Linked DNA regions of Homo sapiens: all the other regions are linked to region 3. The links are chromatin loops, found by intact Hi-C in ENCODE. Cell type or tissue: CD14-positive monocyte. All regions are shown on one strand. Each heading gives the region's core, and the rest is flanking DNA. Links, peaks and the distances in the headings are about the cores only.

Region 1 (10,945 bases), core at 1,227-9,226, 66 kb before region 3:
TTTTTTCCTCTCCTGGATATTAAACCGCATGCTTAGTGGCAAAAATTGAAAAAATAGAATAAAGAATAAGGAAAAATGATCAATCATAATTCCACCATGTAATAGTAATCAATTACTTATAATATTTTGACTTTTTTCCTTTGAGTCTTTTTTTCCCCTGTGCATTTTCTTGAGATGAGATTTTATATCGTTGGATTGTCTGCTTTCCTTGATTTAAATTACGTTGTAAGCATTTCCCCATGTTTTTAAAAAGCTTCATAAAAATGACTTCTTGATTATACATGAGCAAAGTATCTTTTGAAACAGTTATATTACAGATAAAGCCAAATCCGCATTAATTATCCTCAATCATAATGTTACATGATAGAATAGTGCTACAGTTCATTTAACATTATGATTGGGGATAATTACGCTTAAAAATTATTGAGGACCAATAGAGTTTTTGGTTCCTAATGCTGCAGTATATTTACCATTTTGGAAATTAAAACTCAGAAAATTGAAAATGTTTTATTCATTTAAAAATCACAGACTCATGTATTAAATAATTTTTTAGTGAAAAGTAACCATTTTCTAAAACAAAACTTAGAAGAGGAGCGTGGCATTGTTTCAAATTTTTGCGAATCACTTTAATGTCTGGCATTATAGAAGACAGCTGGATTTTCATGTTTGCTTCTGTTCAGTCTGTTGTGCTATCTGGTTTAGGTTGAAGCATATGAAGAAAACACCAGCCTTGAACAGATACGTAGCAGGAAAAGCGAGGATCTTACAAGCCTGCTGAAAGGCTCCTGGGGACATCCAGGGGTCCTGAGACCACAGTTTGAGAAAGCTGATTTAACCATTTTTGGATTGGTGGGCTGTTAGGTTGTTTAAAATTTTACACTGTTACAACCCTTGCAACAGTGAAAGTTCTTTGTGATGTTTTCTGGTGTATGCGTGCTAGTGTTTTTTCTGTAAGTAGAATTGCTAGGTCATAGAGTTTTGCTTTTTTTTAAGTTTGTTAAACACATTACTTTTGATGCCTGTATAATTTGCTTTTGTGCACTAATGTTGGTGTTTAGATTGTTTCAACTAATGATTTGGTGAAATATCTTTGCATGTTTTTAGTTGTTTTGAATTATTTTCTTTTTGAGGGGGCTGGGGGGAGTCCAGTAAAAACCAGACAACTGCCAGATACATTTTAAGAGAGCTTTAACACATGGATTCTTTTCTAAAATTTCTAAAAAGATAATTGTTAGATCAAATATTAGGAATCTTTCTCAGGCTATTGGTACATATTGTCACATTGTTTTCATGGGAGATAGTACCAGTTTGTTTCCTGTCAGCAGTGTCTGACATGCTTTAAAAAAAAAAATCACACCCTTACCAACATCGAGTACTTTTATTATTTTAAAAAATTGTTTCAATTTAGCAGGCAATAAATGGTATATGTTCTAATTCTCATTACTTTGATAGTGCACTGAATAATTTTCATAATCTTACTAGTTGTCTGTTGATGTTATTTGCTCGTTTATAGTCCAGTATCCAAGTGTTTTTCTAACACATTTTTATCTTCTTAAATATATTGTAAGGAAACGTGCTGTACTTTGTTTGTTTGTTTTTTAAGACAGAGTCTCGCTCTTTCGCCAGGCTGGAGTGCAGTGGCGTGATCTCGGCTCACTGTAACCTCTGCCTCCCGGGTTCAAGGGATTCTCCTGCCTCAGCCTCCTGAGTAGCTGGGACTACAGGCACGCGCCCCCATGCCCAGCTAATTTTTGTAGTTTAGTAGAGACAGGGTTTCACCATGTTGGCCAGGATGGTCTCGATCTCCTGACCTTGTGATCCGCCTGCCTCGGCCTCCCAAAGTGCTGGGATTGCAGGTACGAGCCACCTCACCCGACCTTAGGAAACGTGCTGTACTTTTTTTTAAAGGAAAACAACAAAATTATGTTTTCTCGGTTTACAAGAGCACATGCCTTTTTTTTTTAAATTTATTTTATTTTTATTGATTTAGTTTTTTGAGATGGAGTCTCGCTGTGTCGCCAGGCTGGAGTGCAGTGGCACCATCTCGGCTCACTGCAACCTCCGCCTCCTGGGGTTCAAGCGATTCTCCTGCTTTAGCCTCCCAAGTAGCTGGGGCTACAGGCACGTGCCACCACGCCCAGCTAATTTTTTTTTTTTTTTTTTTTTGTATTTTTAGTAGAGACAGGGTTTCACCATGTTGGCCAGGATGATCTCGATCTCTTGACCTTGTGATCTGCCCACCTCAGCCTCCCAAAGTGCTGGGATTACAGGCATGAGCCACCACGCTGGCCAAGTATATGCTTATAAAAAAAAAGTAAAATAGTATGAAGACATATCATGTAGCTCTGAAAGGCTTACATAATCCCATTCCTAGATTTATAGTATTACTAACATCATTAATGTTTGTTCCTTCATATTTTTTTACTATGCATTTGTTAATTTTTTTTACAACTTATTTGTAAAAATAGGTTTGCACTATGCATAAAGTTTTGTGATTTGATTTTCTTTCATTTAACATTATATATTGGATATTTTTCTACTGAAGTACATATAACTGGGCAAAGTTTTATCCTGAGTGGTTTTAGGAACATGAGTTGTGATCTTTAGTTATCTGATGGCAGGCTCTTGTCCTCTTCTAAATATATTCTCTTCCTAGGTGATCTCATCCATTAACAGCTGTGTGTTGCCAGTTCCCAAATCTTTATCTATCTCAGACTTCTCTCCTGCATTCCAGATTCTTATATTCAGCTGCCTTTTGGATATCTCTCCCAGGATGTTCTCAAGGTACTTCAAACAGTCCAAACGTGAACTCATGTTTTCCCTTAATCCTGCTCCTCTTTGTATTGCCTGTCATGGTCAGTGGCACCACCATCTACCCTAGCCACTCATGGTGGAAACCTGGCACTAATCCAGCTTTCTCCCTTGCTTTCGGTCTCCAAAACTTCTCATTATTTTGCCACTTTTATTTCATTTTATTATTTTTATTTGAGACAGGATCTCACTCTGTTGTCCAGGCTGGTCTCAAATTCCTGGGCTCAAGCTAATCCTCCCACCTCAGGCTCTGGAGTAGCTGAGACCACAGGCGGGCATCACCATGCCTGGCTCATTTTAGCCACCTTTATATGTATTTCCTTTTTTTCTCCACTGCATTATCTCAGCTCAGGCCTTCATCTCTTACCTTAACCATTTTAGGTGTCTCCTTACTGTTGGTTTTGTTGGTTTTCTGGTTAATCTTCCATGTTACTGCCAATTTTTGTAATCATGAAGAGATTTTTAAAAACCATTTTATTGTAAATATTACGAAGATTTTTTCTTAAATTTAAAAATATATAAATAGCCAAGTGAGTAAAAATACTACCTAAAATAAGTTATATGTATACATAAATAAACCTATTTTAAAAGGGAGTATATCTTATATTTCTTTTATGTCTTATACTGAATATGGTAGATTATTGGCACAAAAAGTACATACTGATTGATTGAAATGGGAAATATACACAGCTTAATGAGATTTCATGTTAAAACATTTCAGTATACCGTATTTACATTGTCATATCATACCTTTTACAAATTATATTATCTTTTTTTATATCTTTCTTGGCACCTGAAATTACATAATGCTTAGTAGAGCATTGCTATATAGATAGGAATGTTTTGTAAATATATGTTATTTAATGAATTCCATAATTTATTTCTAAAAAATTCTCTGGCTTTTGCTAATAAGAAACTATTTCTAGACCTTTCAGTTTCTGTGCTTAATTTGTTAAATACATCCTGTATTCAGAGTTCCGTTACTACTACTTTTTACTATTATGTTTATTTTAAATTTAATGTTTATATTTATCGAAGGGATACCTGTACATAAACAGTCAAATAGTACTTCAAGGATTATAATGAAAAACTGTCTGGGTGTGGTGGCTCACGCCTGTAATCCCAGCACTTTGGGAGGCTGAGGCAAGAGGATCACATCAGCCCAGGAGTTTGAGACCATTCTGGGCAACATAGTGAGACCTTGTCTCCACAAAAAATAAACAAAATTAGCTGGGTTGTGGGGCACACACCTGTTGTTCCATTTACTTGGAAGGCTGAGGTGGGAGGATCGCTTGAGCCCAGCACGTGGAGGCTATAGTGAGCTAATATCGTGCCACTGCAGTCCAACTTGCGCAACAGAGTGAGACCCTGTCTCAAAAAAGAAGAGAGGGCTGGGTGCGGTGGCTCATGCCTGTAATCCCAGCACTTTGGGAGGCTGAGGCAGGAGGATCACCTGAGGTCGGGAGTTCGAGACCAGCCTGACCAATATGGAGAAACCCCATCTCTACTAAAAATACAAAATTAGCCAGGCATGGTGGCGCATGCCTGTAATCCCAGCTACTTGGGAGGCTGAGGCAGGAGAATCGCTTGAACCTGGGAGGCGGAGGTTGCAGTGAGCTGAGATCGCGATATTGCACTCCAGCTTGGGCAACAAGATCAAAACTTCATCTCAAAAAAAAAAAAAAGAAAAAAAAAAGAGAAAAACAACAATCTTCTGCCCCAGTCCTTCTCACCCCTGAATCCCACTCTCCAGAAGCAGTCTTTCTCAATCAGTGCTTTCTGTCTGAATCACTGAACAAGAAAAATGATTTGAGCAACTATTTTCTTAATTCTCCCAAAGAGGGTAGGTAGCTAATAATATGATGGATGCATAGGAGAGAAGTTAGTTTATTACATAAAATGGAAGCCTTAGGGCATTAAAGATTAATTCTCTCGCCGAACCTTAATTGAGAAAGGCTGCTCCAGAGTCAGTGACTTCAATTCCTTATCACTTCCAGTTTTTTAAAATGACATATTTAGATATATGGCGATATCCCCTCCCCATTCCCATCCTAATGCGATTTGAAGTATAGTTTACTCATTTCCTATTACAGAAGATGGGAGTTTAGGTTTTTTGTACCAACTCCTACCTTTAAACACTGCATTTCACTTCCCCTCTCCCCTCTATATTCCCAAATTAGTTACATGTTAACTTTTAGTTATTTGGTGTTTACCTCATTTTAACTATGTAAATATTGTATGTAGCTGAACAAGGTAAGTGTGAGGTTATTTCCTTTCTTGTATAATTTTTGTTTTTCCTAGTTAATATCTTAATTCTTTTGTACATGTACCTTTTATATTTCTTTATAAATAAATGTTTTATATCTTTTTAATGTGTCTTTTGTATTCTTTATTTGATCTATTAATCTCTTGAACCAGATACATCAGTCTCCTCTTAGTAGATTCAAACACATCTGATAATCTGTTTTGCGACATCTTTCCTGCCTCCATCTTGATGGGTTGCTCTCTAGGCCTGTTGCACAACTCTCTTCCTGGACTGCCCTTTTACAGTCATCTGTGAATTGCATTTGTCTCTTCTGTGTGGGTAGCCTCTTTTTCTTGGATTTCAGGTTTTCCTTTTTCTTGGTGTCTCCCTTATATTGGCAGAGTATGTTTTTGAGTAGCTTCCTGAGAGAGACAGAATGGGATGCACATATTTTGGGTTCTTGCATGGTCAACCATTTTTTTATTTAACCCTCACATTTATGATAACCAATCCTTTGATTGTGACCTGTTATATCTCTTTGGAAGCGTTTATATTTATTCAGCAAGTATGTATTGAGCACATTTTATGTGCCGGGCACTGGTCAAGACATTTTGAATATATAGGTGAACAAAAATACAAGATTCATGTCCTTATAGAGCTTAAATTCAGGGAGGGAGGAGTTGTTCAACAGCAAATATAATAAATAAATTATACAAAACATTGGGAGTTTGTAAAGTAAATAACTGCTTTAGAAAAGAGAAAAAAGAGCAGGCTGGGGTGGGAAGTTCAGGAATGTTGGGGAAAGGAGAGGTAGGGGATGCAGACTGTAGTATTAAATGGGGTGATCCTCCCTTCAACCATTCAGGTGTTCTGAAATTTCACAATGATGTTGGTTGGTAAGAGTTTTTCATTCATGTGTTGGGCCCCAAATGGGCCCTTTCCATTTGGAGACCATATCCGTGGTTTATTTGACAGTTTCTTCTTTCCCTCCCTTCCTTCTTTCTGGACTTCTTTTATTAGAATATTAAACCTCATTAGATTGATTCTCTAATTTCTAATATTTTCTCTCCTGTTTTCTATCCCTTTCTGTTCTGTTTTCTAGGATATTTTCTCAACTTTATTTTATAACACCTTGATTGCATTTTTAAAAATAAACATTTTATTTTGGAACAGTTTTAGATTTACAGAATTATTGCAGACAGTATAGAGTTCCTATATACTCCACACCCAGTTTATTATTAACATCTTAGATTAATATGGTACATTTGTTATAATTAGTGAACTAGTATTGATACTTTATTAACTAAAGGCTATACTTTATTCGCATTTCCTCATTTTTCCTCTAATATGCTTTTTCTGTTCCAGGATCCCATCCAGGATACCACATTACATTGAGTAGTCCTGTCTCCTTAGGCACCTCTTGATTGTGATAGTTCTCAGACATTCCTTGTTTTTGATGCTCTTGAAAGTTTTGAGGGTTACTGCTCAGGTGTTTTGTAGAATGTCAGTTGAGATTTGTCTCATGTTTTTCTCGTTATTATATTGGGGTAATGTGTTTCGGAGAGAAAGACAACAGAGATAAAGTACAATTTTCATCAATACATACTGTCAGTGTGACTTGCCACTTTTCTTTTTTTTTTGAGATGGAGTCTCCCTCTATCACCCAGGCTGGAGTGCAGTGGTGCGATCTCAGCTCACTGCAACCTCTGCCTACCGGGTTCAAGCGATTCTCCTGCCTCAGCCTCTTGAGTAGCTGGGATTACAGGCACGTGCCACCACACCCGGCTAATTTTTGTATTTTTAGTAGAGACGGGGTTTCGCCATGTTGATTAGGCTGGTCTCCAACTCTTGACCTTGTGATCTGCCCGCCTCAGCCTCCCAAAGTGCTGGGATTACAGGCGAGAGCCACCACGCCCGGCCAACTTGCCACTTTTAATGTTAACCTTGATCACTTGACTTGAGGTAGTGTTTGTTAGGTTTCTTCACTTTGAAGTTAGTATTTTCTTTTTTTCTCCCTTTCTGTATTCTTTACTAGAAAGTCACTGTGCGCTGCACACTTAAGGAATGGGGAGTTCTACTTCCTTGAGAGCAAAGAGTCTAAATAAATTATTTGGATTTTTTTTTTATTTTTTTGCGTGGGAGATTTGTCTTTTCCCCAATTATTTATTCAATCATTTACTTACGTCAGTATGAATACATAGATTTTTTTTTTTTTTTTTTTTTTTTTTGAGACAAAGTCTCGCTCTGTTGCCCAGGCTGGAGTGCAGTGGCGTGATCTCGGCTCACTGCAACCTCCGCCTCCTGGGTTCAAGCGATTCTCCTGCCTCAGCCTCACAAGTAGCTGGGATTATAGGCACGCAGCACCATGCCCGGCTAATTTTTGTGTTTTTAGTAGAGATGGGGTTTCACCATGTTGGCCAGGATGGTCTCGATCTCTTGACCTCAGGTGATTGCCTGCCTCGGCCTCCCAAAGTGCTGGGATTACAGGCGAGAGACACTGCGCCCAGCCGATTTTTTTTTTTTTTTTAATGTGTTGGGTTATACTTCAGTACTGCTCTTTTATTTTGTCCCAGCTTTGGCCTTTGGGAGTTCTTTCACTTGGGTCTTGTATCTCTTTGACATACTCCCATTGTTGTATGTGTGTACATCAACTTTTACTTTCTGGCATTACAAGATGCTCTGTGCTCATTTTGTTTATTTCCTGCCCTAGTTTTAGAAACAGCCATTTTTCCAAGGAGACTTGGTTCCTTTTGTTGGAGAATTTTATTAGAAACCAAGATCTGGGTGCTAAGTATGTTCGTTGCCCCTGGGATGTTACTGCTTCTAGGCCCTCTAAGCTGACAAACACAAGGAGATATGTTAGTATATGTGTTTATACTAACCTGTATTACACATATATCTGTAAATATTTCTATGTGTGACCATCGGTATCCATATTAAGCTGAACATGAATTTATATTGATGTCTTCAGTTCAAATCCATTACCATATAGATTATTTTATCTTCCTCCCCTGCCATAACCTCCTCCTTCAACAGGGAGAAACTTGGCTTCCACGATCAGTCGTCCATTTACTTACTTGTTCAATTTCAGTATACAGATATAGTGATTTCAGAATTGTTAACCTGTACCACCATGGAAAACAACTTTATCAACTAGGGTAGAGTGCCTGTCTTTTCTTTCTTTAGTCTTACATATTCCACTCATTTCCAAAGGTCAGCACCTTATTCCTACGTCCCCTGTGATGAGGTTGTTTCATACATTTGGAATATAGTTAGACTTTTTGTCGCAGTCTGCATGCCAATCTAGGATCCCCCATTCTCCTAAATAATTTTTTGAAAATTTGCATGTTGAGGTTTATTCTTTATGCTTTGAAGTTATATGGTTATTAACGTGATTATCTTATATTCACCATTACTACCCTAAAAAGTCTGTGCTTCACATATCCAACTCTCCCCCACTTTAAACCACTGGCTATCATTGGTGTTTTACTGTCTCTGTAGTTTTACCTTTTCTAGAATGTTACATAATTAGAATCATGTAGTATGTAAATTCTTTCACTTGGCAGTATACAGTAAGATTCACTCGTGTTTTTGTGGCTTGATAGCTTCTTTCTTTATATCACTGAATAATATTCCATTGGATAGATGTGTGATGGTTTGTTTATCCAAATACCTAATGAAGTACATCTTGATTGCTTCCAGTTTTTGGCAGTTATGAATAAACCTGTTTATATGCATTCACATCCAAGTTATTGTGTGAATGTAAATTTTCAAATCAGATGAGTAAATACCTAGTAGCACATGATTGCTGGATTATATGGTAGTAGTAAGTTTTGTAAGAGACCGCCAAATAGTCTTCCAAAGCAGCTATACCATTTTGCATTCTCACTGGCAATAATAAGATTTTCTCTTGTTTGGCATTGTCACAGTGACATTCTAGTAGATGTGAAGTGGATATCTCATTGTTCTAATCTGCAGTTCCCTAAAGACAAATGATGTTCAGCATTTTTCATATTCTTATTTTCCATCCTTATATCTTCTTTGGTAAGATGTCCATTCAGTACTTTTGCCAATTTTAAAATTGGATTATTTTCTTTCTTCTTTTCCTTTTCTTTCACTTTTTGCCTTTTCTCTCCTTTCCTTTCCTTTCCCCTCTTCTCTCCTCTTTCTCCTCTCCTCTCTCCTTTCTCTTCTCCTCTCCTCTTTCCTTTCCCCTCCTCTTTGCTCTTTCTTTTCCCTTCCCCTCCCCTCCCCTGCCCTCCCCTCCCCTCCCCCTCCTTTCTTTTCGACAGGGTCTGACTCTGTTGCCTAGGCTGGAGTGCAGTAGCACGCTCATACCTCACTGTAACCTTCAACTCCTGGGCTCAAGCTATCCTCCCATCTGAGCCTCTCAAGTAGCTAGAACTATAGGTATGCACCCCCACACCTAACTAATTTTTAATTTTTTTCTTAGAGATGAGGTTTCTCTATGTTGCCCAGGCTGGTCTTGAACTCCTGGCCTCAAGTGAACTTCCCACCTCAGCTTCTTAAAGTGCTGGGATTACAGGTGTGAGCCACTGTGCCTGGCCTTGGATTATCTTCTTGTCAAATTTTAAGAGTTCTTTATAGAGTTTTAGATACAAGTCCTTAATCAGATATGTGTTTTGCAGATATTCCAGTCTATGGCTTGTCTTCTTATTCTCTTAACAGTATCTTTTGCAGAGTGCAAGTTTTACATTTTAATAAGATCAAACTTACCATTTTTTCTTTCGTGGATCATGGTACTGGTATTGTATTTAAAAACTCCTCACCAAACCCAAGGTTATGTAGATTTTCTCCTGTGTTTTCCTGAAGAAATTTTACAATTTTGAATGTTAAGTTTAGGTTACCCACTTTGAATATGTTTTTATATAAGGTGTAATGTCTGTGTCTAGGTTCATATTTTTCATAGAGATGTCCAGTTTTTTCAGCACCTGTTATTGAAAAGACTGTCCATTCTCCATTGAATTGCCTTTGCTCCTTTGTCAAAGATCGGTGTGGGTTTTTTTTTTTTGGGGGGTCTTTTTTTTTTTATGCAGGGTCTCACTCTGTTGCCCAGGCTACAGTGCAGTGGTGTAATCATGGCTCTCTGCAGCCTCAGCCTCCCTGGTTTCAGCTGATTCTCCCACCTCAGCCTCCCAAGTAGCTGGGACTACAGGCGCATGGCACCATGTCCAGCTTATTTTTTATGTTTTGTGGAGACAGAGTTTCTCCATGTTGCCCTGGCCGGTCTTGAACTCCTGGGCTCCAGCATTCTGCCTGCCTCTGCCTCCCAAGTGCTGGGATTATAGGCGTGAGCCAACCATGCCTGGCCATTTCTGGGGTCTATTCTGTTTTATTGATCTACGTGTCTGTTCTCTTGCCAATACCAAATTGCCCTGATTACTAGAACCTTCTTGTGCATCTTTAAATTAGGTAGTGTGAGTCCTCCAACTTTGTTCTCCAGTATCACTTTAGCTATTCTAGATTCTTTGTCTTTTCTTATTTTTATTTTTAGTAGAGACAGGGTTTCACCATGTTGGCCAGGCTGGTCTCGAACTCTTGACCTCATGATCCGCCTACCTCAGCCTCCCAGAGTGCTGGGATTACTGGCATGAGCCACTGCGCCTGGCTGATTCTTTCTCTTTTCATATAAACTTCAGGATTAGTTTCTTGAGGCCTACAGAGTAGCTTGCTAGGATTTTAGTTGGGATTGCACAAGAATCTAGAGATCAGGTTGGGAAGAATTCATGTCTTTGGTTTTTTTTTGTTTTGTTTTATTTTTTTGAGACAGAGTCTCACTCTGTCACCCAGGCTGGAGTGCAGTGGTGTGATCTTGGCTTACTGCAACATCCGCCTCCCGGGTTCAAGCGATTCTCCTGCCTCAGCCTC
Region 2 (8,000 bases), core at 1-8,000, 190 kb after region 3:
GAGCCAGGAGTGGAGTGGTGAGGGTGAGGGGTGTGTGAGCAGGTGACCATGGGGTCTGGCCCCTGTGCACTGCCAGGCATGCTGGCTTCGGCAGGGTGGGCAGCTCCAGGTGCCAGCGTGAGTGAGGGCTGGACCAGGCGTACCACAAACAGCTTCCACAGCTGGCACCAGGGAACACAGTGGCGCCCAGAAGCTTGGAGATTCCAGGAACTGCAGAGCCCCAGAGAGGGTGTCATAGACCTGGCTTAGGAGCCCCTAGGTCTGAGCTCCCCAGAGGTCCACAGCTCTTCTCTCCTGTCTTCTCTCCTTCTTGTTGCTGCAATGTGGCAAGCAAGAGATGGGTTTCAGGCCTGTTTGTGTTACAGCTCTTTTAGCCCTGCCATTCGGTGGGTCCCAGGTTCTTGTCCTGCTTCCAGGAAGAATGAAGTATGTGGACGAGTGGAGGGTGAGCAAGGCAAAGAGGGGCTTCCTTGAGTGACAGAACATTGAGGGGAGACCCGCAGTGGGTGCTTCTTTCTGCAGGCAGGGCATCCCATCAAGTGAGAAGTGATGAGCCTTCAGCCGAGAGGGGACCCTGGAGTGGGTAGCTCCTCTCCGCAGGCAGGTTGTCTGCTTGTCTCTTCAAGTTTGGCCGAGTCTGGGGATTTGTATGGGCTTGAGAGGAGGAAGTGTGTGCTGATTGGTTCATGGGCTGCCATGGGCGGGCTCAGAAAACACCGTAAGTTCTAATTCTGGTTCGTCAGCCTGGCCCCCAGGCTTCAGGCTGTTCCTGGCTTGAAGGTGGGGCTTCACCCGGACCTGACCCTTTCTGCTCAGGAGCCTGTCTGCCTCCTGCCGTCATCCATGGCACCCAGGCTGTTTGTGCCATGGGGCACCTGCAGGACAGCTCTGAGCTGCCCTCAGCCCTCTCCTTGGCCTCCTTCCCATGTTCATCAGTGTCCAAAGTCCAGAGGGGGCCGAGGCAGCAGGGGGCTGGCATGTTAGCACTGCCCTGAGCATGTGCACACCCAGCCAGGTTGCAACAGTTCCTAGGCTTGGCCTTAACTTTGAGATCAGAGTGGGTGCTGGGAGCTGGGAGAGGCCAGGCAGTCGGAGCAGGTACTTCTGAGCCTGCAGAGGGAGGGGGAATTCCCTTTCTGGGCCCTTGAGATTGCAGAGATGCCCGGGTCCACAGCCACAGCTTGGGTGGCTGTGGCTGCAGCTGCACCCAGGAGGGTGGGGCTCCTGCCTGCTCCCAGCCCCCAAGAGCACAGGGATGCCCAGGTTTGCAGCCACAACTGGGCAGCCACAGCTGTGCCCAGGGAGCGTGAGGCTCTCACCCTGCCAACTCAGAAGGGGGCGAGGCTTCTTCCACCCATTTCTGGCTCCTGTCGGTTCTGTGGAGCATGCAGCCCTGGCTGCGCCTCTCCTACTGCAGCTGGCGTTACGGCAGTGGCTGCTCCAGATGGGCTGCCATTGCCATCATAATGACCTGGATTTCTCTTGCCAACCTCTCCATGCCTCACCGTCTTCTTATTGCTGATCTTTGGAGGTTTGCTGGACTGCACTGTTCAAATAAATTGAGTTTTTTTTGAAAAGTTAGTATCTTTACCTGATGTCCCGGTGAAGCTGAATTGTTTTAAACATTTGGGAACTACAAAGTGTACATGTTTCTGGGTTTTCTTTTGGATTGGGGTTCCCATTTCTGGGCCATTTTGCTTCTCTCTCACTCTCCCCTCTTCTTTTTGGTCACTAGATTTTTAGGCCATATTTTTCATTGTAGGGGGAGCTGGGTAAATTTTTAGAAGTTGGCAGTGACAGAGTGGCAATTAATTAGAAGTTGGATTTAGCCAACTATAAATTTGTCTCATTTACATTTTTCTAAATTAAGTCTAATAAGCGAGGAATTTTCCCTAAGCTGTGAATTGGAATTAATTATGGTTCCTCACAGAAAGGTAAGAATAGTAGGAGTACTAATGTTGAAAATGTGGCCTTGTGCTGTAAATTTTTTAACAGCTCTTTCTCATGTTTCTTTACCAAGAGAATCATGGTTCTTTCTTTCTATAAGAATTTATAGAATGTGCTGTCTTTTACAGTGTGCTTGGAAGTATAAAACATTAAGTGCAGCTTTATCTGTTGGCATGCTTTGCTCAAAGTGGTTTTGCCCTACTCCTGAGAGAGAGCCAGATTTGTCCCCATTGGCCTTTTGTGCATTACACACCTTAGAATAAATAATAAAAAGAAAATAAGTGTTAATAATAATAGATTTAATGAAATCAAATTTAAAAACAAGTATGTAAAACATTAAGATATTTAGACTTTCAAAATTTGCATAAAAATTCTATGATAGCTTACTTGGTTCATAATTTTTTTTAACCTTCTACTTTGAAAATATTTGTAACCTATGGATAGTTTGCCGGAATGCTACAATGTGCTTCTATAAACTTTTCATCTAGATTCACTAAGTGTTAGCTTTTTGCCAGATTTGCATTTTCCGTCTCTGGGAACTTATTATTGTGGTTAATATTTTTAAAACTTTATACATCTTTTGGTTGCCAGGACACAACACTTTTTGATCTCAGTCAGTTTGGATCATCAAATACAAGTCATGAAAATTTACAGAAAACTGCTTCCAAATCAGCTAACAAACGGTCCAAAAGCATCTATACGCCGCTAGAATTACAATACATAGAAATGAAGCAGCAGCACAAAGATGCAGTTTTGTGTGTGGAATGTGGATATAAGTATAGATTCTTTGGGGAAGATGCAGAGGTAAGTCGTCTTTTCAGGCACTATTTTATATTTTTCTTGTCTAGCCTTAGATATTTTTCAGTATTTTTGTTTCATTTTCTGACCTTATATAAAAGCTGATTTGATCAATCACCTTTTAAAAAATACTGTTATGTAAAGTAAAAACTAAAAATGAACACAAGAAACTTGGTGGGAACCAGACTTGGTGGGAAAAAGTGAGGGGTCTCTATTGGAATGTTAGCGCTTATTCTCCGTGGTACTAGGCCAGTACTTTTTATCCATCCAAAGTTAATTGGATGAGTCAATTAGTGAATAAACCGTAATCATGTAAATATGTTTTCTAATGAAGACTCAAGCAAGAAAACATTTTTGAGATGTATAGAAGTTCCTCTGTTTACTCTTAATTTATGAATTTTCATAGCCAGGAACAAAGTTAAGTCTCAATGGAAGAACACGTGAACTTTACCAGCTACCACCAGAAGTTGTTTGAAGTTTTACAGATCTCTTTGGGTGTCAGTCAACTTGGTGTCTTAGTCTAAATTGGGATTGTGCCAGGTGTGGTGGCTCATGCTTATAATCCCAGCACTTCGGGAAGCTGAGGTGGGTGGATCACTTGAGGTCAGGAGTTTGAGACCAGCCTGGCCAACATGGTGAAACCGCATCTCTACTAAAAATATTAAAAAAATTAGCCCGGTGTGGTGGTGCATGCCTTTAGTCCCAGCTCCTCAGGAGGCTGAGGCAGGAGAGTCGCTTGAACCCGGGAGATGGAGGTTGCAGTGAGCCGAGATCCTGCCATTGCACTCTAGCCTGGGCGGCACAGCAAGACTCTGTCTCAAAAAAAAAAAAAAATTGGGATTGTATTTAATGTTGAAATATTTATTATAGGCCCTAGTCAAGAAGGTTGAAAGTGAAATTTGAACATTTCATAGGCAAACTTAGGGAAAGTATTGCAGATGACACCTTTGTTGGAAGTCATGAATGCTTGTGATGATTCTATAGTTTGGGACCTGGTTGGATTGTACACTAGAGAGTGATGAGGTAGCATGTCTGTGCTTCTTGGATGGGAAGTAAAGACTTGGCCAACTTTTTTTCTTCAAGTTTCCTAAATCCTCTGTGGCAGGCAAGCAGCGTTCTCAAAGTCAGATGCATTATGCAATGTTCTGTGATATTAAATTAGGCTCTGAGATAATGTCACCATGTTTTCTGAGGGCAGGAACAAATATGTAGTTGTCATCCCCTAGGCGAAGGAGAGAAACTGTCTAGGTTAAACGGTAAATTCAGACCTGACCACGGTAAAGGCTGATGTTTTTCTGCCCTTCTGTGAGGGACTAATAGAGTTCAGAGAAGGGGTGAGGTTGGGGAGCGAGAGTGTTAGAATTAGAGTTCCATGGCTTCAGTGGGCAATATCTAAGCCATGGTGCTTTCTAGAGGAAATCAGGGAATCACATGGTGCTTCATGGTTCTATATTTCTATCAGTCGTGCATCATTAATTAGTTAGCCAGCCTGGGGTTTCTCTTTTTACTTTTTCAATGATTTCTCTGTCCGGATGGGTTCATCATTTCTGCATACTCTGTAGTGTCTTCTAAATGTCAGTCATTTGCACATGCCATGTAGCAAATTCTTACTCTTTTACAGTCTCATGATCTCTGTATTGGATAGTCTTTGTGTAGGGAAAGCTCTAAGGATGTAGAAGACCTGTCATATTTTTCTGAGTCTTTTATAGATACAGATGTTGATACTGAAGTTAGGTCACTGGAACTGCCCAAAATACATTAAACCATAGGCTTCTATACAGGGAACATTTTTTTAAACTTTTTATTGACATAGTACACATTTAGATTAAGTGTACAAATCCTAAATGTATACCTTGATTAATTTTTAATAAAGTGAACCAACATCACATAGGGAATCTTAAAATATAAATTTATTGATATTTTCTTTTTTCATTTTTTAGATTGCAGCCCGAGAGCTCAATATTTATTGCCATTTAGATCACAACTTTATGACAGCAAGTATACCTACTCACAGACTGTTTGTTCATGTACGCCGCCTGGTGGCAAAAGGATATAAGGTCAGCTTTGGCTTTAACTTGTGGGGAAAGGAAATTGGGATTCTCCTCCAGAGAGTGCAAACGTGTTTTGTAAGGTGGTAGGTAGGCTTCAATTGGTTTAGAATTTTGCATTTTACAGAACTGAAAGTGTTTCATAATTATTAGTATTATGTATTTATGAGTTTTTAACATATTGTTAGATATTTAGGGTAAATTTTTAAACTCTATGATAGTGTTTCTTAGCAAATTATCCACCCTTGTCAACTCCTTTAAACCCTACATCTGAACGTTGTGGACTGATTATTTTAACCATTTCAGAATTGACGTTTAAACATTTCGAAATGAGTTTTTACAAGTCATTTTTTATCCTTTGATAGCAATATTTCTTATTTTTGTTGAAGGTGGGAGTTGTGAAGCAAACTGAAACTGCAGCATTAAAGGCCATTGGAGACAACAGAAGTTCACTCTTTTCCCGGAAATTGACTGCCCTTTATACAAAATCTACACTTATTGGAGAAGATATCCTTTTTGGACGGGAGTTTTTCTCTTAAATGATACAAGGGCTTTGTTGGCAGGTTTTGTTTGTTTGTTTGTTTGTTTTTTAGTTGCTCTTTGGGAACTTTTTAGATGAGCTGAGAGGCATTAAGGTGAACCCTTGATTAGGTGTGCTATTCAAGAGGGAAGTAGTGGCTGGAAACAAGCATCTTTTCACATGTCATAGTAGAAGGCAAGTTCATCATACTTCAAGAGCAAGAAAAAAAGCAACCCTAATAAAAGACGATGTCAGGTTAGTATCTGATTTGAAATTATATCTTCCTTAGCCCATTTGTGGGAAGTAGTTAGGTGCTTAGGGCCTACAAGCTCCTCAGGGTCTTTCCAAAGTGAGACCTAAAAAGTAACTTATTGAAGCCAGGCGCTGTGGCTCATGCCTTTAATCCCAGCACTTTGGGAGACTGAAGTGGGCAGATTGCTTGAGCCCAGGAGTTTGAGACCAGCCTGGACAACATGGCAAAACCCCATCTCCACAAAAATACAAAAAATTAGCTGGGCATGTTGGCACTTGCCCGTAGTCCCAGCTACTTGGGTGGCTGAGGTGGGACAATCACGTCAGCCTAGGAAGTAGAGGCTGCAGTGAGCCGTGATCATGCCACTGCATTCCAGCCTGGGTGACAGGAGTGAGACCCTGTCTCAAACAAACAAACAAACAAACAAACCAAAAATTCAAAATGTGAAAAGAGAACTGGCTGAAGTCAGAATTAAGACAGAGTTAAATGCCTATAAAATATAGTGGTAGCCCGTCTTCATTAATTGTTAACTTTATAAAAATTTTATTACTTTTGAAAATGGGCTGTGGGTGAAGTTTTCTCACTTGGTAAGAATTTTCAATGTGCATAATGATTGCCCCTAAATTTACGGTCATTTATAAATGCAGTGTGTTATTTGATGCCAAATAATTTCAAAAGCAAAATTGTCAGTTTCAAAAGCCAAATAATTATATGTAAAATTAGACCAGGGTGCATTTAAAAAAAATTACTATGGGGGTGGAATCAGTTCTCTGATAATGGAAGAATGGAGAGATAAGAAGGCCTTAAATGATACTGTGTGAAAGTATTATTTCTGTTATGGTTTATTACAGATCTGCTTATTTCTCAGCTCATCTAATTCTAAGGACTGTTTTGTTCCATGAATACTATAAATAGGGAACAGCTATCACTCAAAATGGGCTCCAAACTATTAACAGCCTTGTGTTGTTCTAAGCTGATCAGGCTGTAAGAACCTGGTATTTTTATTTTTTCTTTTGCTAAAGCTTGAGTCTGTTATTTGAAGCCCATTTCTAGTACAGTCCCCCTCCCTGCTTTTCCTTTGCTGCTTTTATGGGTCCTATGTCCTGATGTCCAAAGATATGTCCAGACTTTGCCCCAAATCAGCTTTCATCCCTGAGATTTAGTTAATGGACTCATTTTATACACACATACACAGACATACATGCACATATAATGTATATATGTTTCTGTTTTCTCATGTCTTTAAAAAATTGTCTTGCTATATCTGGGAGCTTTTAGGTACATTAAAAAAGGAAAATAATTTACACCCTTTTAGTGTATTTATACTTTGAATTGTGGAATTAAACATTATGGGATTGTTAAGGATTCAAGTCTCAGCATCATCCAAGTGATGAAGTGGGTTGATATTTGGGCCTCCATGGGGTCTGGTGTACTCCACTAAGCCCTTTGGAAGTAAGATACTGGTTATCTGTCTTTATGCTCTTTATATCTTAGGAAAGATAAGGCATGCAACTATGATCCAAATAAATCAGAAGAATGAATACTGGGCAGAAGATTTTTGCAAAGGGCAGAAGTACTGTGTGAAATGAACCATCATTTTATTATTTTTTTCTTTATTTTTATTTTTTTATTTTGTAGAGACAGCATCTTGCTTTGTTGCCCAGGGTGGTCTCTCAAACTCCTAGCCTTAAGTAATCCTACCACCTTGGCCTCCTAAAGTGCTGGGATTACAGGTGTGAGCCACTGCGCCTGGCTGTGAACCATTATTTTAAAGGAGAAAATAGTTAATATTATTGGAAATTTAGCATATTAGGATTTAGAATTTAGCATATAATTATTTTTCTTTAATTATTATTAAATGTGAATCCCCTAATCAAGCTGGATGATGCTGTAAATGTTGATGAGATAATGACTGATACTTCTACCAGCTATCTTCTGTGCATCTCTGAAAATAAGGAAAATGTTAGGGACAAAAAAAAGGGCAACATTTTTATTGGCATTGTGGTAAGTACTTTGCAGGTGAGGAACAAATGTTAGATGTTCATGGTATCTCTAAATATGATCTATCATGTATGGTTTATAATAAGGATATCTGATGAAGTGTACCTTCAGATAATTATACAAGAAAAACATTTTTCTCACAATATTATATGTTAAATCGCTAGTTACAATTTTCTCATGGCTACTTGGTACTTGTAGCAGTCCATTCTCACGTTGCTATAAAGAACCACTTGAGACTGGGTAATTTATAAAGAAAAGAGGTTTAATTGGCTCATGGTTCCACAGGCTGTACAGGAAGCATGGCTGAGGAGGCCTCAGGAAACTTACAATCATGGCGAAAGGCGAAGGGGAAGCAGTGACATCTTCACAAGCACAAGGCTAGCAGGAGAGAGAGTGAAGGGGGAAGTGCTACACACTTTTAAACAACCAGATA
Region 3 (10,945 bases), core at 1,493-9,492:
GAAATTTTGTTTACCCAGTGGGGCCAAGTTTGGCCTGCAGGCCATAGTTTGATGAACCCTTCTCCATGACTACTCTGCCTTATAGGTAGGTTTTTAAATTTACTTATCTGACTAAATTCTATATGTACATGATTTAAAATCTTAAAAGTCTAAAAGCGTATATATAACAGGACCACCTCGCTGAATATTTGCGGAGAGCAGCATTCACAATGTATTCTGTGTAACTGGTGGACTCTGGAGATAATAACTCCAGACTACAATGTAAATGGTTCCCAGTAGAGTTGTATAAGGCAACAGCCTTGGAAATATCTTTCCTACTGTTGACATCCAACCCATCAGTTCACCTTCATACTTTTCTTTATCCTCCCTCTCCGGCCAAGCAATCAGTGTTACTCATTTCTTACGTATTCTTTGTGATTTTATGCATCTACAAGCAAATAAGTGTGTGTCCTCCTTTTTCATCTTCCCTCTTTTACACATTTTTTACCTTGCTTCTTTAATATATCTTAAAGATATTAATACTAGCAGACATTCTTTTTTAACAGCGGCATAGTAGTTGATTATATAAATGTACCATAATTTATCTAACTAATTATTCATGCATATTTGATATATGTTGATAGACATTCAGGTTGTCCACAATATTTTGCTTTTACATAAGCGTAAGTATATCTATAAGAAAAATTCTGAGTAGAATTGCCAGGCCTGAGTATATACGCAATAGATATTACCATATTATCCCAAATAGAGGTTATGTCAATTTATATTTATTTCTTCCAGCAATTTGTGAGAGCTCTTTCCCTCACATCCTTTTTTTGAGACAGTCTCACTCTGCCACCCAGGCTGGAGTGCAGTGGCACGATTTTGGCTCACTGCAGCCTCTGCCCCCTGGGTTCAAGCAATTCTCCTTCCTCAGCCTCCCGAGTAGCTGGGACTACAGGCATGTGCCACCACACCTTGCTAATATTTGTATTTTTAGCAGACACAGGGTTTCACCATGTTGGCTGGACCGGTCTTGAACTCTTGACCTCATGTGATCTGTGGCCTCCCAAAGTGCTGGGATTATAGGTGTGAGCCACCGCACCTGGCCTCCCCCATATCCTTATCAAAGAAGTATATAATCAAACTTTTGAACTTGGACAATTTGATAGGTGAAAAATAATACCACATTATTATTAATATTATTATTACTTGTTAAATAGATGGGGTTTCACTCTGTTTCCCAGGTTGGTCTTGAACTCCTGGGCTCAAGCAGTTCTCCTGCCTTGGCCTCCCAAAGTGTTGAGATTGTAGGCATGAGCCACCACGCCTGGCCCCAGTATTATTTTAATTTGTATTTCTCTTAACAAGGAGTGATGATCATCTTGCATGTAAAAACAATTTGTTTTTCTTTGAACTGAAAGTTCTCTTTCTGACATCCAGGTAACTTTCCAACATCCAATATAGATTTTCAAATCAGAGAATTCATTAGAATGGTTAAGCTAAACGTGGGTGAGTTCATATGCTGAGGGTTTGCTTTTCTCCAGCCAGGATATATTTTACTCATAGTTCTTACTGGAAAAGGGGTTTTGTTTTTATCTCACTATTAAAAGTCCTCTTTTCAAGGAAGCACTCACTATTTGTTATTGGAGTAAGCACTGTAAATTTTTTTAGCCAATTGTATTAAAATGTAATTTGCACCAATGTTAGAGTCTAATATTAAATATTATTGCAACAACAAATTTGAAATATTTCAAGTAGATTTTTTTAATACCATGGGGTTTTTAATTTAAGTAATGTCGGCAGTTATTCAAAGCCTCATCCCTCTAATTTGTTTATGTGTTCATTTAGAGGAAACGTAAAGTATGACATAGTGGCAATTTTATCTTTATGATATATGAGGAGGAACAATTATAATTTATGTAGTAGACAGATAAAAGATACAGGAGAATGTAGAATTTTTTTATAAATATATCAAATATTTTATTTAACATGCTTGAACTGTATTTTAAAATATTTCACTTATTTTATATTCACATTCCGAGTTAAACAAGATTGCTCATTTTCTTATCAAGAATTTTTTTTTTTTCTAGGTTGAATTTCAGGCAGGATCTGAAGGCCAACTTCTGCCTCAGCATTATCTAAATGATCTTGATAGTGCTCTGATACCTGTGATCCATGGTGGGACCTCCAACTCTAGTTTACCATTAGAAATAGAATTAGTGTTTTTCATTATAGAACATCTTTTTTAGTGAAAGAATGTGCCATATTACATATTGCAACCTAATTTGTTAAAACTAACTCCAGCACTAAAGCTGAAATGCCACAAACACTAAAAGTATAAATATGTCTGATTTTTGAAACACATAAGCTTTGCTCTTTAGGCAGGAATGATCTTTTCAAATCATTAGCACAATATTTAAATATCTAAAAATTTAAGAGATCCATACTTTCTGTAGCTTTACAATTAATTTAAGTACTAAAAAGACAAGGATTTCTTTTAAGAAATTTATAGCATTTACTGTGTTATTTAAATGCTAAGCCAAAGTATCTGCACTTAGGTATACCTCTTTATGCCAATAATGATTTTAATGAAGGCTCTTTTCAGATGTAACCTTATGAAGGAAATATCTGCTTTGTGTATATGCCAGTTAGAATACTGGTTTCTAAAGTCTGTCAAATTGTATTTCAGTGGCACAAAAACCAGTTTTGAGGTCTTAGACTTATAATTCTTTGAATAAAACTGATAACTTATTTGTATAATTGGAGTGGAGACCTACCTCCATAATTAGATAAACTCTTTTTGGATTATAATCAGAATTTTGCCTTTTTTCTTCTCAAATTATTACATATGTATGTATTATATATCCACATATATAGTTTTCCCTGATTAAATGGATATTAAAATAATTGCGGGTGCTTCAGGACTTTTTGCTTCTATATTTAAGTATATTGTTTTTATAGCAAGAACATATTCTGAATGTTTTATAAATCTTTAATAATTTATATGTAGGTAATATTTTTGTATCACAATGCATTATTTTTTTCCTCCTTTCCTTCCAAACTATACCACTGTATTTACCACTTCTAAGAGTGACTGACGACGGGCCAGATGACCCTTGAAGTAGTCATTATGTAGCAATAAATGAAGCCTGAAACAGGTTTTTTTACTTCCACTTTAATCCTTAGAAATTTCTTGGCAACTTCGCATATTTTCATTGACACCAGTGTATAAGTATAAATTTAAATGAACTAATTACTTTTGCATATTTTAAATTCTTTATATGGTAGTTATTTTTTATAACAGGATATTAACATAAGTTAAATCCTATGTATTTGAAATTGTTACAGAGCTTTCCTCTTTACTTCAAACAGCAAAAAAGTGGGGGGCATATTGTAGTCCTGTCATTTAAGTTATGTAAAAAATTTAATCATTATTTTGATGCTTTAAACATTCTCATGTGTAATATATGTTTTTGTATCAAAAACACTCATATATTTCAAGAAAAAGAAATTATGTTAAATAGCCCTGTTTTAAGAAAAATATTTATGAAGCATCTCAACTTGAAGATCAAGTCAAAGTTATAACTCAGGATCTGAGGTCTCAAGCTAGGAGAGACTGAGAATTTTAATCAGTTTGGGCATATAGTTTGGACTGAATCACATCTGTAGTACTTAGCCAAAGACAATTTGGAGGAGAATATCAGCCTTCTGGAAGTAGCTACTTCCTGAACAATGTAAAGTGTCGCAGATATTCAATAAAATGGCAACCTGTTATAATTTGTGAAATTTATTGAAATGGTGTAAGATGAAAACAATTGCATATCAAACCCAATTTATGTTTTCTAAATATAGTGTATGTATTCTGCCATGTAAGTAATTGAACAGTCTTAAAATAACCAAATGGTAGAGGGCTGTTCCATGATGGGACAGCTTTGGATTTGTTTTCATAAAATCTCTATATTCAATAAAAATTGGAATTATGTGCCTGAAGTTTGGAGGCACATTTTGAAGTATTCTTTGTAGACATATAGTATGTTTCTGAATGTGTTTGTTACTTATTTGGTCATTGGTACTTAATTTGAAATTTTAATTTTTTAAGAGAAGAAATAGAATGGTTCTTTGTACTCAGTCTGCAATGATCTATTTTTGGCTTATGTCTTTTAATACTACTCTCTTTCTCTGAATTTTGAAATATGAAGTAAAATCTAGCCCATTTGTTTTATGCAGCTATTCAACAAACTTTGTGTGTTCGTATACTTGCTACATGCAGAGCACTTTACCAGGTTTCTAAGCAAAAATTTCTAAAAATGATTAATTGTTCTGACAGAATTAGGCGTAGTTCTTTATCAACATTTATGGATTCCATGCCACAAGTAGTATGCGCTTAAGTGCAGAGCATGCCAAGAGAAAGAGTAGGATTTGGCCCTGTAGGAGCAAAGATTCAATTGTGGGAAACTACTTGTTTCTGAAAATTGCATGCTAGGATATTTACATCATGTTCCTGTTGAAAACAATTCCTGATTAAAATACAAGAATAATCTTAAAACATCAAAGAGATTTTCCAGACAATAAGGAATGCCAAGTCCAAAAGTAAAGAGAATAAGAGAAGCAAGCATGTACCCTTACTCTGACAACCTTATGAGTGAGGGGGACAGAAATTAAAGTTCAGGGCCCATATAAGGTGATGAACCTAACAGGAGACCCTCCACACAATAGGCTGAGACTCCCAAATACTTTCACCTTTAGGATGATAATGAATCAGAGGTGGAAGAACCAATGTAAAAGAACAGGCAAGTTTAGAATTGCCCCAGTGATCTAAAGAATCTTAAGCACTGAGCTTCCTTTAAGGTGTTCCCACACTAGTAATGCCTCCAGGTGACAGAGAAAATAAAATGTAAATACTTTTCATGGAAAAGTAATTTCATTGTAGGCCTCAAATTACTTTTCAAATATGTCTAGTAACACATAGTAAAAAGTAGTCATATAAGGAAACTAGATTCCAGAGGCAAGAATTACTTGAAGCAATGAAAACAAACTCACAGATATAGGTATTAGATTTGTTTTCTTTGTTTAAGGAAATAAGGTGTGTGAATGTACTTGCAGGAAATGGGAAACTATACGATAAAAAGTTGTGGAGCTAATCTGGAAAAGAACTGAATATAAACATTACAAGAATATACATAAAAACTGCACTTTAAAACTCAGTAAATAGATGTAATAGAATGTAGCCAATTGGGGTAGTTTATAAACTGGAAGATAACTCAGGAGAAACTATTCACAGTGCACCATGGGAGAAACAGCTGGAAAAAAAAACAGAAGACCTGTAGAGAATACAGTGAAAAATCCTAAGTGCTTCATTAGCTGTGAGAGGAGAGGCAAGAATAGGACAGAGCAAATACTTAGATAGAATGCAGAATTTTAAAAACTGATGAAAGACATGACCCCACACATTCTAGAAGCCAGACAAATCCCAAACAGAATAAACTAGAAAATCCACACATAGACACATAATAAGGCCAGGTGCAGTGGCTCACACCTGTAATCGAGCACTTTGGGAGGCCAAGGCAGGAGGATCACTCGAGCTCAGGTTGAGACCAGAGTGAGCAACACAGGGAGACACTGTCTCTGCAAAATTAAAAAAATTTTGCCAGGTGTGGTGGCTCATACTTGTGGTCCCAGCTTCACGGGGGCTGAGGTGGGAGGATCACTTGAGCCCAGGAGGTTAAGGCTCCAGTGAGCTGTGATCGTGCAACAGAGCAAAACCTTGTCTCAAAAAAAAGGAAAAAGAAAAAAGACATTTAACAGGAAAACTGGAAATGCTAGCTGACAGAGAGAAAAATAGTCCAAGGAACAATTTGCTGTTTCTAGTCAGAGGACCAGAAAGGAGGTTGGAGGCTATGGGACAAAACCCTTTTTAATTTAATTGCAGTATTCTAAGAGAGCCTCAGGAAAGATGCAGTAAGACCCACCGCCCCACCAGGAGAACCATGGGTAATGACTTGGAACCTTCTGGACTTTCCTTGCTCTACATCAATCCCGCAGCAGTAAAGAGGTATCACTCTTCTCTTCCCCCTGGTGCACTAGTGGCAGACATTGCAGGGCAGAACACTGGCAATGGGGAGGCTAACGCCCTGACTTTCTAGCCAAAAACCAAGAATGGGGTTCTAGAAACCAGAGTATAGGTAAGATCACAAATAGGAGGGAACTGAAGAAAAGGAACCCTTAAATCTGTCAATAAAATCCTGGGATCATCTCACAAGCTGTGTATGTGTGAAACTAACCAGAAGCAGCTGAGCAAAGGTTCTGAACACTGAATTACAGTGTAGGCCACTGTCCAAGTTTCAGATTGGCCACTAGATGGTGCACAACTGGGGCAAAGAACAGCTTAACAAAGGCAGTGAAAACTAACATTGGAACCACAGCCACCAAAAAAAGTGGCCAGGATGTGTGCTCTGAAACTTAACTGAATTGATGGTCTGCTAAAACAAAACAAAACAAAAACATTCTTATGAAGATTTAAACAGGATAGAGAATATCATAATATTCCAAATATATCCCAGAAACAACCCAAAATGATTGGACAAAGAACTTGTGAAACCTAAGCAACTCTCTAGGGAAAAGACAATGAACAAGAGCCAACTCTAAGGTTACCCAAATGTCAGAATTATCAGAAAAAGACTTAAAACTAGTTATTTTATTTTTTTTATTTATTTTTGAGACAGTCTCTATCACCCAGGCTAGAGTGCAGTGATACAATCTTGGCTCACTGCAACCTCCACCCCCAGGGTGCAAGTGATTCTCCTGTCTCAGCCTCCTGAGTAGCTGTGACTACAGGTGTGTACCACCACGCCTAGATAATTTTTTGTATTTTTAATAGAGACAGAGTTTCACCACGTTGGCCAGGCTGGTCTCAAACTCCTGACCTCAAGTGATCTGCCTGCCTGGGCCTCCCAAAGTGCTGGGATTACAGGCATAAGCCAGCACACCTGGCCGTTAAACTAGTTATTTTAATCATGCTACACAAAGAAGACATTTCTCCAAAGGAAATATATAAAGGGAAACACTGTTGAAATAAATGGAAAGCTAAAAGTCTCAGCATAGAAGCTATAAAAAGAAACAAGTGGAAATTGTAGAACTGAAAATACAATAACAAAATTTACTGGAAGGTCTCAACACAATGAAGATGACTGAGGGAAGAGTCAGTAAATTTGAAGATACATGAGCAGAAATTATCTAGTCTGAATGACAGAGAAAAAAGTGAAAAAAATGAGAAGACCTTTGGGGATCTGTGGGACAATATGAAACAGTCTAATATTCATGTCTTAGGAGCCCAGAAAGAACAATTGGAAGAAAAAAATATCTGAAGAAATAATAGCTAAAAACTTCCAAACATCTGGCAAAAAACAAATATTCACATACATTTACATAGCATTCTATTTAAAGCCGGTCTGCTGGCACAGCAAATCCCAAAAAGGAAAACCACACCCAGGCACGTCATAATCAAAGTGATGAAACCAACTGTAAAGAAAATACTTTGAAAACAACTGGAAGAAAACAACACTTTGTATATAGGAGAACCAAAGATTTCAGTGATGGCAGATTTCTCATCAGAAACCATGGAGCAACATTTATAAAGTGCTTTTAAAAAGCAACAAAACTGTCAACACAGAATCCTTTATCCAGCAAATATATTCTTTAGGAAAGAAAATGAAATAAAGACATTTTCTTTTTTTTCTTTACTTTTTTTTTTTTTATGAGATGGAGTCTCACTCTGTTGCCCAGGCTGGAATGGATTGGTGCGATCTCAGCTCACTGCAACCTCCGCCTCCCGGTTCAAGCAGTTCTCCTGTCTGAGCCTCCAGAGGAGTAGCTGGGATTACAGGTGCGTGGTACCACGCCCAGCTAATTTTTTTATGTTTGTAGTAGAGACGAGTTTCACCATGTTGGTCAGGATGGTCTCAAACTCCTGACCTCAGGTGATCTGCCTGCTTCGGCCTCCCAAAGTGCTGAGATTAGAGGCATGAGCCACCATACCTGGCTGAAATAAAGACATTGTCAGAAGAAGGAAAGCTAAAATAATTCATTGCTAGTAGTCCTCCTTTAACAGAAATGGTAAAGGAAGTTCATGGGGAAGGAAAATGATTGCAAAGAAGGAAGAGCAACCAAAATGGCAAATCTCTGGATAAACCAAATAGACTTACATGTTTGTTAAAATATATGTAACTGCTGAAATAAAAAAATTGTAACATCATCTTTTGGGATTTTCAATGCATATAGATGTAATACAGATGAAAACTGCATACTAACCAAGGGGACAGTGACAGAACCTATATGGTAAGTTTTCTAAATTTCACTTAAAGTGGTAAAACATTATAGTAGGTTACAAAAAGTTTGGTATGTAATGATCATCTCTAGAGCAACCATTTTAAAAAACTATGCAAGGAGATATGTTTAAAAAGCCGACATATAAAGTGGAATTTTAAATAATTCAAAATAAAGCCAGCAAGGAAAACAAGTGTAAAAGAAATAAGGGATCAACAAGAAAAATTAATGCTAAAATGGTAGACCTAAATCCAGCTGTATCAAAAATTACACTAGGCCAGGTGTGGTGGCTAATGCCCATAATCCCAACACTTTAGGAGGCTGAAGCAGGAAGATCACTTGAGGCCAGGAGTTCAAGATCAGACTGGGCAATGTAGTGAGGCCCCGTATCTACATAAAACTTAAAAGAATTAGCCAACCATGGTAGTGCATGCCTATAGTCCTGGCTACTCAGGAGGCTGAGGTGGGAGATCATTTGAGCCCAGTAGTTTGAGGCTGCAGTGAGCTGTGATCATACCGCTGTACTCCAGCCTGGGCCACTGAGCAAGACCCTGTCCCTAAAAATAAAAATAAATAACAATTACATTAAATGTAAATGGTCTAAATATGGCAATTGATTTTTTTTTTTTTTTTTGGATCAAGTCTCATTTATTCTGTCACCCAGGCTGGAGTGCAGTGGCACAATCCCGGCTCACTGTAACCTCCACCTCCCAGGTTCAAGTGATTCTCCTGCTTCAGCCTCCTGAGTAGCTGGGATTACAGGCATGTCCACATCTGGCTAATTTTTTCTTTGTTTTTATTAGAGATGGAGTTTCACCATTTTGTCCAGGATAGTCTTGAACTCCTGTCCTCAACTGATCTGCCTGTCTTGGCCTCCCAAAGGACTGGAATTACAGGCATGAGCCACCATGCCTGGCCAGATGGATTTTTTTAAAACCTAATTTATATGCTATCTATACAAGCCACTTATGATACAATGGTACATGCAGGTTAAAAAGTAAAAGGATGGAAAAAGATATTCCATGCAAACACTAAAAAGAAGAAGAAAAGGACAAAGCTGGAGTGGTTATTTTGCTATCAGACAAAGCAAACTTCAGAACAAGGAATATTACCCTGTAATTTATTTTTAAATTTATTTATTTATTTATTTATTTATGAGACAGGGTCTCATTGTATTGCCCAGGCCTAGGGTGCAGTGGCTATTCACAGGCACAGTCATGGCACACTACAGCCTTGAACTTAGGCTCTTAACCCATCCTCCTGCCTCAGCCTCCTGGGTAGCTGAGCCTACAAGTGCGTGCCACTGCACCCAGTTCCCCTGTGATTTATTATTGCATTTCATAGACTAGATACCAAGTTCAGAGAGAGAGTAATCTGTCCAAAGTCACACAGCTAGAAACTAAATTGGAATTTGAGGGAAAACTTTCTAGCTATTAGGACTCTGAAAATGAGGTAAGCTGTATTCATGCAGTGCTTTGTTTTGATTTTGAGACAGAGTCTCACTCTGCGGCCCAGGTGGAATGCAGTGGTGTGATCATGGCTCACTGCAGCCTTGAGTTCCTGGGCTCAAGCAATCCTCCCACCTTAGCCTCCTGATTAGCTGATACTACAGGCACATGCCGACACACCTGGCTTGTTTTTTATTTTTTCGTAGAGATGGGTCTCACTATGTTGTCCAGGCTGGTCTCAAAGTCCTGGTCTCCTCCTGCCTCAGCCTCCCAAAGTACTGGGATTACATGTGTGAGCCACCATGCCTGGCCTTTATTCATGTTTAGATGTCACCAAAAGCAGCCCCAGACTCAAGTTGGGGCCTGTGTCTCACATTCTAATCGTTATATTCTTTCCCCAGTGCAGCATGTACCCTTAACTTACAAAACCTTTTTTGTGCCAAAAAAGTAATTAGACTTATTTTTACCATAAAATTTCCAAACACTCAGAAGTAAAGGAAATAGTAGGATGAAAATCTATATACCCAGCCTACAACAATCCTCTGAGTCAACACTATCAAGACTTACCTCTTTTGCTTCATCCATCCCTTAATTTCTTTGCTGGAGCATTTTAAAGCAAATATCAGACATACCCTTTCACGCCTCACACTTCAACATGCGGCTCTAAAAATAAGGACAGTGAAGAGGAATTTTGAGTCAGTTATTGTAAAATATATGAAAATATTGTAATATTGTGACCAATATGTCATAAAAACTTAGCAAACTGATGCAGGAACAGAAACCAAATACTGCATGCTGTTACTTATAAGTGGGAGCTAAATGATGAGACACATGGACACAGAGTGGGGAACAACACACTGGGACTTTTGGAGGGTGGAGGGTGGGAGGAGGGAGAGCAGGAGAAACAATGAATGGGTACTAGGATTAATACCTGGGTGATGAAACAACCTGTACAACAAACCCCTATGATACAGTTTACCTGTGTAACAAACCTGCACTTGGACCCCTGAAGTTAAAAATTTTAAAAATGAAAAAAAAAAAAAGCCGGGCACAGTGGCTCACGCCTGTAATCCCAGCACTTTGGGAGGCTGAGGCGGGTGGATCACTTGAGGTCAGAAGTTCGAGACCAGCCTGGCCAACATGGTGAAATCCTGTCTCTACTAAAAATACAAAAATTAGCCAGGCGTGGTGGT

What was found. Hi-C counts contacts between places; a loop is a spot of excess contacts. Peaks named below come from ENCODE experiments on the same cell type or tissue, not always from the same donor. Only the 100,000 strongest peaks of a DNase experiment are listed, where the experiment ranks them.
Region 1: it touches region 3 in a loop (1.8-fold over the local background); 21 of 110 quality-filtered maps call a loop at or near these places.
Region 2: a loop joins it to region 3, with 6 times the contacts of the local background. A loop is called at or near these places in 75 of 110 quality-filtered maps.

Annotation. Positions count from the first base shown.
Region 1 is chr5:80,408,990-80,419,934 of GRCh38, forward strand. All of the region lies in intron 1 of ZFYVE16 (zinc finger FYVE-type containing 16), which reads left to right. Among named protein-coding and RNA genes, the nearest start is that of ZFYVE16, 6.4 kb to the left of the region's middle. In CD14-positive monocyte, for the core only: no CTCF peak of the experiment used is centred there; a DNase peak (open chromatin) is centred at 5,322.
Region 2 is chr5:80,667,559-80,675,558 of GRCh38, forward strand. It overlaps MSH3 (mutS homolog 3), which reads left to right. Exons shown (of 24, transcript NM_002439.5): 4 at 2,539-2,751; 5 at 4,686-4,802; 6 at 5,183-5,300; 7 at 7,425-7,570. Among named protein-coding and RNA genes, the nearest start is that of DHFR, 17 kb to the left of the region's middle. RefSeq lists enhancers at 33-600, 601-1,169, 5,002-6,201 and a silencer at 7,979-8,000. In CD14-positive monocyte, for the core only: CTCF peaks have their summits at 4,780 (motif pointing left) and 4,981; a DNase peak (open chromatin) is centred at 4,793.
Region 3 is chr5:80,475,147-80,486,091 of GRCh38, forward strand. ZFYVE16 (zinc finger FYVE-type containing 16) reads left to right here. Exons shown (of 19, transcript NM_001284236.3): 19 at 2,073-8,233. The coding sequence ends at 2,231. It overlaps FAM151B-DT (FAM151B divergent transcript), which reads right to left. Exons shown (of 3, transcript NR_172938.1): 2 at 10,320-10,415; 3 at 7,654-8,020. Among named protein-coding and RNA genes, the nearest start is that of FAM151B-DT, 7.3 kb to the right of the region's middle. RefSeq lists a silencer at 6,312-6,421. In CD14-positive monocyte, for the core only: CTCF peaks have their summits at 6,343 (motif pointing right) and 6,452; a DNase peak (open chromatin) is centred at 6,345; H3K27ac peaks cover 516 bases.